Linked DNA regions of Homo sapiens: region 1 is linked to region 2. Evidence: chromatin loops called from intact Hi-C (ENCODE). Cell type or tissue: Caco-2. All regions are shown on one strand. Links, peaks and the distances in the headings refer to the core of each region. The heading gives the core; the rest is flanking DNA.

Evidence for each region. Peaks named below come from ENCODE experiments on the same cell type or tissue, not always from the same donor. Only the 100,000 strongest peaks of a DNase experiment are listed, where the experiment ranks them.
Region 1: it touches region 2 in a loop (24-fold over the local background); 8 of 110 quality-filtered maps call a loop at or near these places.

The regions. Positions count from the first base shown.
Region 1 is chr2:42,661,988-42,664,906 of GRCh38, forward strand. All of the region lies in intron 8 of MTA3 (metastasis associated 1 family member 3), which reads left to right. Among named protein-coding and RNA genes, the nearest start is that of MTA3, 95 kb to the left of the region's middle. RefSeq lists an enhancer at 1,593-1,642. In Caco-2, for the core only: a CTCF peak has its summit at 1,328; a DNase peak (open chromatin) is centred at 1,294.
Region 2 is chr2:41,839,216-41,842,134 of GRCh38, forward strand. No RefSeq gene overlaps it. Among named protein-coding and RNA genes, the nearest start is that of LINC01913, 37 kb to the right of the region's middle. In Caco-2, for the core only: a CTCF peak has its summit at 1,607; a DNase peak (open chromatin) is centred at 1,716; H3K4me3 peaks cover 963 bases.

The DNA of each region.
Region 1 (2,919 bases), core at 209-2,708, 820 kb after region 2:
TTATAGTTGTATTATTTATTATTCCAAAACAACATAAATATTCTTTTGCATATGCTTAAATTTATTGTGTAACACTTGCCATTTGCCCATTATTGAGATCTAGCCGTGTTAATAAATATAAACACAGTTCATTCATTTTAACTGCTTTCTATTATTTCCAATATTCTTGTATATAATACTACACAACATTATTTATGTATTCTGTTACCAGGGAACATCTGGAGTGCTTTCAAAACGTTTTTCTTTTGCTGTGTTACTCATAATGCTATGTTGAAAATTTCACACATATCCCTTTGTGAGCATGTGTGTGAGTTTTTAGGCTATAACTAGAGTTATATTTATATATATAAATTTATATATTTCTTGTGTCTTGTTTTTTCTAATGGTTTTAAAGTTTTCTTCATATTTAGGACTGTAAATCTATATAGAGTTTAATTTTGTGAATAGAGTGAGGTAGGGATCTAATTTTTCTCATATATTAAATTAATTGTCCCAGTACCATTTATTGAATTTGTTTCTTCATGATTTGTAATGCCCCTTTATCATATTTTAGGTTCCTAGATATACTTAGGCCTGTTTATAGACTTTTAATCTATTCTCTTTTGTTTTGTAGATCTATTTTTCCCTGTGCAAGCACCACATTTTAGTACATTTTGATAACTAAGTCTTATGTGAACTTTCTTTTTAACTGTTTTAAATGACCTCCACCGCCCCTATGTTTTCCCTAACTATATTATATAAATACTTTTTTTTTTTTTTTTTGAGACAGAGTCTCGCCCTGTCGCCCAGGCTGGAGTGCAGTGGTGCGATCTCGGCTCACTGCAATCTCCGCTTCCCGGGTTCAAGTGATTCTTCTGCCTCAGCCTCCCGAGTAGCTGGGATTACAGGCGCACGTCACCACACCTAGCTAATTTTTGTATTTTTAGTAGAGACGGGTTTCACCGTGTTGGTCAGGCTGGTCTCGAATTCCTGACCTCGTGATCTGCCCACTTCGGCCTCCCAGAGTTGCTGGGATTACAGGTGTGAGCCACTGTGCCTGGCCGGATAAAAATACCTTTTTAAAAATCACTGCAAGAACTTAGTTTTACCCTAATGTTGCATGATCTTATATAGGTAAACTATTATTTATGTAACCAGTCCCTTGTAGTTTAACACTATTCTTATGAGATACTGCTTCTCAGATTATAACTGGGGATGTGGTCCCTGCTTGAGTGCAAGTGGAAAAGCTTGTTCCTGAGATGGTGGAGAGTTCTCGTGGCAGCTGGGCTGACTTGCCTGAGGTAGAGAGGGCCTGTGTGGGCTCTTGGTTCACAGCTGCAGCAGCTCACTGCTTCCCACTGCTGGTGAATGTGCAGGACAGCAGGTGAATTTCTTTTGGGAGAGGGCAGTTTTAGAGGTTTGGTATTTGTTGTCAGTGAAGGTGATATTTTAAAGAAGCATTTTAAAGAGGATTCTACCTATATACCTTAATTCCTTTAAACATCATTTTATGGCCAAGTACACTGGCTTATGCCTGTAGTCTCAAAACTTTGGGAGGCTGAGGCAGGATGATCACTTGAGGCCAGGAGTCTGAGACAGGCCTAGGCAACATAACAAGACTCTGTCTCTACAAAACAAAACAAAACAAATTAGCCAGGCATGGTGGTGAGTGCTTGTAGTTCCAACTATTCGTGAGGCTGAGGTGGAGGGATCCCTTGAGCCAAGAAGTTCGAGGCTGCAGTGAGCTATGATCATCCCAATGTAGGCAACAGAGTAAGACTCTGTTTCATAAATAATCATTTTCTGTGTAGTTTCTGTAATACTTGCCTCTTATGCTCCTTCTAGGAAGTTACCTTCACACCCTTCAGTGTTTTTTATCTCTCCTGTTTTGTTTCCATTCTGAAGCTTAGTAATTTTGAGGTCCGATTACTTTTGTATCACATATATTCTTTCTAGTTATTTATTACCGTAATTATTTTCTAAAGCAGAAGTAGGCTCAGAGGCTCAGGAAGTGGTGTTTTGTCATGTTTGTATAGCTGGTTTCAGAGATAGGGTTTGGATCTGCACTTGATTCCTCCTGAGTAGTTATCTCTCCTCTGTCAGATTACCTCTTCTATCTACCCTTCCACCTCATTTTTGTTAGAATGACTTGGATTTAAGCGTCATTATTGTCTTTCTTTGAGGCAGCACTGAAGAAGATGTGTTTTTTTGCTTGCAACATTTAAATACCATGGTTTCCTTCTCATACTGCTTTAGGTTCAGCTTTACTTAGACTCTTAGATCCTGAGGCATTTATAAAATTGAGTAGTATGGTTAAAAATTAATTATTAGTATGTTGATAATGAGCTTTGCAGATTGTTTCCCAAAAAGAACATATGAAAGGTTCATTGGTTGTTTTGTACCATTAAATGAAAATGGATTCATCATTCAGTTGAATTTGGGGAGTCACATTCTTTTCTTTGAGTATTTATGGTCCTACTACCCCCTCACCCCGCTTACCTTTTTTTTTTTTTTTTTTTTTTTTTTTTGAGACAGTTTGCTCTGTTGCCCAGGCTGGAGTGCAGTGGCGTGATCTTGGCTCACTGCAACCTCTGCTTCCTGGGTTCAAGTGTTTCTCCTGCTTCAGTCTCCTGCCTCAGCCAGTAGCTGAGATTACAGGCGTCCGCCACCACTGCCGACTAATTACGGTCCTATTCTGATCGCTTTAGCACCTTTTTCTATTAGGTGATCAAACCTTGGATCTGAAGACCTCTTTGAGAGGCCTGCAGAGAGGGCAGGGTTGTGGAACTGCTGAAACCTGATAGCCCTTCCTAAGTGATTTTCTTTGTGACTTTTATTCTGAGGACTTCAATGGGCTGTCAGCATTCCTAATCTGACATCGATTTATCCGAGACAATTTATGCTACTTGTCAAATCACCAATAATGTATTGGGAGCAGGT
Region 2 (2,919 bases), core at 235-2,734:
TTGTGATACTATGAATAACAACAAATAACTAGCAGTTATAGAGTACTTATTACGCACTACACACAAGAATCATATTCTATTTTCATTTTACTACAAAGAAATCAGTTCTCAGAAAATATAAGTGACTTGTCCAAGATCACACAGCCAGAGAGTGAATTCGTTTTAGCCAGAATTCAAGTCTCCAAGTCTGTCCAGTAATCTTCCCATGACTCAGAAACACTCCAGACTTCCCTGCTCCCAACCAATCACCCAACCACCGCTACACACTTCACCATCATTGGTCCCAACCCAGGCTCACCCTAGAGTATATGCTGACTTATGTCCTTTGATTTCAAACCCCTGAAACCCTTGTCTTCATCAGTACATGTCCTTCTATGTACACTGCCCTCAGAATACTGTTGAACACTACAGCCAACTTAAAAGATACTCTAATAAACCAATTCTACTCCAATAAGTTAATCATTATAATGTTATGCTTTCGTCAGGTGCCAACGGGGCTTAAGAAAACAGTGCCTAAAAGAATAATGTAAACTGTGGGCAAGAGTGTGATATAGAGATTTTCCAAGTCCTATGTTCATACGTGTGAGTGTGATAGGTTTACAGACTAACTCCAGACAAAGCAAGCCACTATTCCTCTTTCAGAAGGGCCAACTCAGGCTGAAGTAGCCTATTGCCTGGGGGAGGAAGAAGGGAAATAATAATCATTATTCCCTTCCTCATAAATGATATGAATAATAGGGGCCAACATTTACTGATTGCTTTGTATTGGGTATTTTATCAGTACCACAATTAAACCACAATTCCATGAAGTAGGTGTTATTGTTAGTCTCATTTCCAGATGAGGAAACTGCGACAGGGAGGCTATGTAATCTCACCATGCTAGTGCTATGCAGGCTTGGGACTCAACAGGTATTCTTTCAAACGGCAAAATTCTCATTCTTTTTGTTTTTTTCTTTTTTTTTTTTTTTGAGACAAGGTCTCACTCTGTCACCCAGGCTATAGTGCTGTGGTGCAATCTCATCTCATTGCAGCCTCGACCTCCCAGGCTCAAGTGATCCTCCCACCTCAGCCACCCAAGTAGCTGGGACTACAGGCACACATCACACGTCTAGATAATTTTATTTTTTGTAGAGAGAGGGTCACACTATGTTTCCCAGGCTGCTCTCAAACTCTTGGACTCAAGCAATCCTCCTGCCTCAGCCTCACAAAATGCTGAGATTATAGGTGTGAGTCACGGCACTGACCCAGAATGCTCACTCTTAACCAGTGCACTGATCCCCACCAGTTATTGCTTATCGTGTACCTATTATGCGCATGGCACTGTGCGAACCTTAAACATATTAATTTCATTGAAACCTCATGGCAAGCCTTGGAGATAGGTATTATCATTATCCCCATCTGACAGATGAGGCTCAGGAAAGAAAGGAAACTGAGTTAATGTGGAGCTGGAACCGACGACACGCATTCTGACTAAGAGCTCTCTTATTCAGCACGACTGATTCCTATTCAAGTTTAGGTATTTCTCTTTCTACTTCATTTAGGTTAAAAGGCTTTCCTCTCCAGGAGCCTGGCAAGCCAAGCCCGCCCTCTGCGGGGCAACAGCACGAGGCATTACCCCTACAGACCACTTGGCGGCGCCGTCCGTCCTGAGTTGGAGAGAACGGTGGGCAAGTAGGGCTCCTTCCGCACGCTGCACGGTTCTTCTCCGGGCCCGCCCCCTTCCAGCAACAGCCAATCAGAAACTCGCTGACAGCGCTAGGCTCTCCACGGTAATGGCCGTGGATGATAATTGGCTAAGTCTCTTAAGGGACGTCTGGTTTCCGGGGACGCAGTGATAAGCGCAGAACGGGAGGTCTCTGAAGCAAGATGGGGCTCCAGACATAATCTTTACCTGAATAAGTCCCAACGCTGGGAGTGTCAGCCCGATCCTCCTACGGTGGAAAAGGCGGCAGCCAATTGCTACAGTCCCTTTAGGCTTTTCTCTCCCGCCAATCCTCACTCTGCCCTACGGGAGGGTTCTTGGCCGCTTCAGCTCGGTTTGCTGCTTACCAACCCCGCGGCCCAAGGGGAGCACGGCTCCCTGGCCCGATGCCCCCGGGGTATGCAGAAGGGCCCAGCCGGGACAGCAGCCACTGCATTTCTTTGGCTTGCGCTGCAGTCCGGATGGAGCTCGGTTCTGACCCAGAACATGAGATCGGGTTCTCATTAATTCAGCCCAGGGCCTTGCACACGCGCCCCGCCCCTGCTTGAAGTGGCTCACCCCGGACTTTCAGGATCTCACACGAAGTGCTTCGCTTTCCCCTGCAGGGATGGTACTCTCTGAGCGCCCTTGGAACTTTGTAAATAGCTGCATTGCAGCACTTCTCCATTGTTTTATTTCACGCATATTGGACTCAGGGTAGAGACCATATCTTAAACGTCTTTGCTTTGAGCAAGATATTTAAACTCTCTGTGCAGCATTTTTCTCAACTGTAAAGTGGGGATAGTAGTACCTCTTGCATAAAGTTGTGCGCACTAATACATGTAAAGCGCTTAGAAGACGGTCTTGCACACAGCAGATGATCAGAAAATGTTAGCCACTTGTTATTCCTACAATGCCTAGCACAAACACATCATAAATACTCTACAGTGCTTAGAATCAGTTTCATATATTTGTTCTTGGAGGTTTAAATCTCAGCTTTGTCAGAACTGCTCCAAGAAGGAAACGGTAAATATATATACACATGGCTGTAAATGTGTCCGAGTGCTTCAACATGCAGTGGCAGTTGAGAACAGCAGGGAGCCTGGGTTCAAGTTCTGACTGCAGCTGAACAGCCGAATGACCAATAGAAAATTAACTAAAACTTAACTCCTCAGCTGGGGAATGGAGATGATCATAATAATATCTACTTCATCGGGTTGTGGTGCTTGCATTCTTAT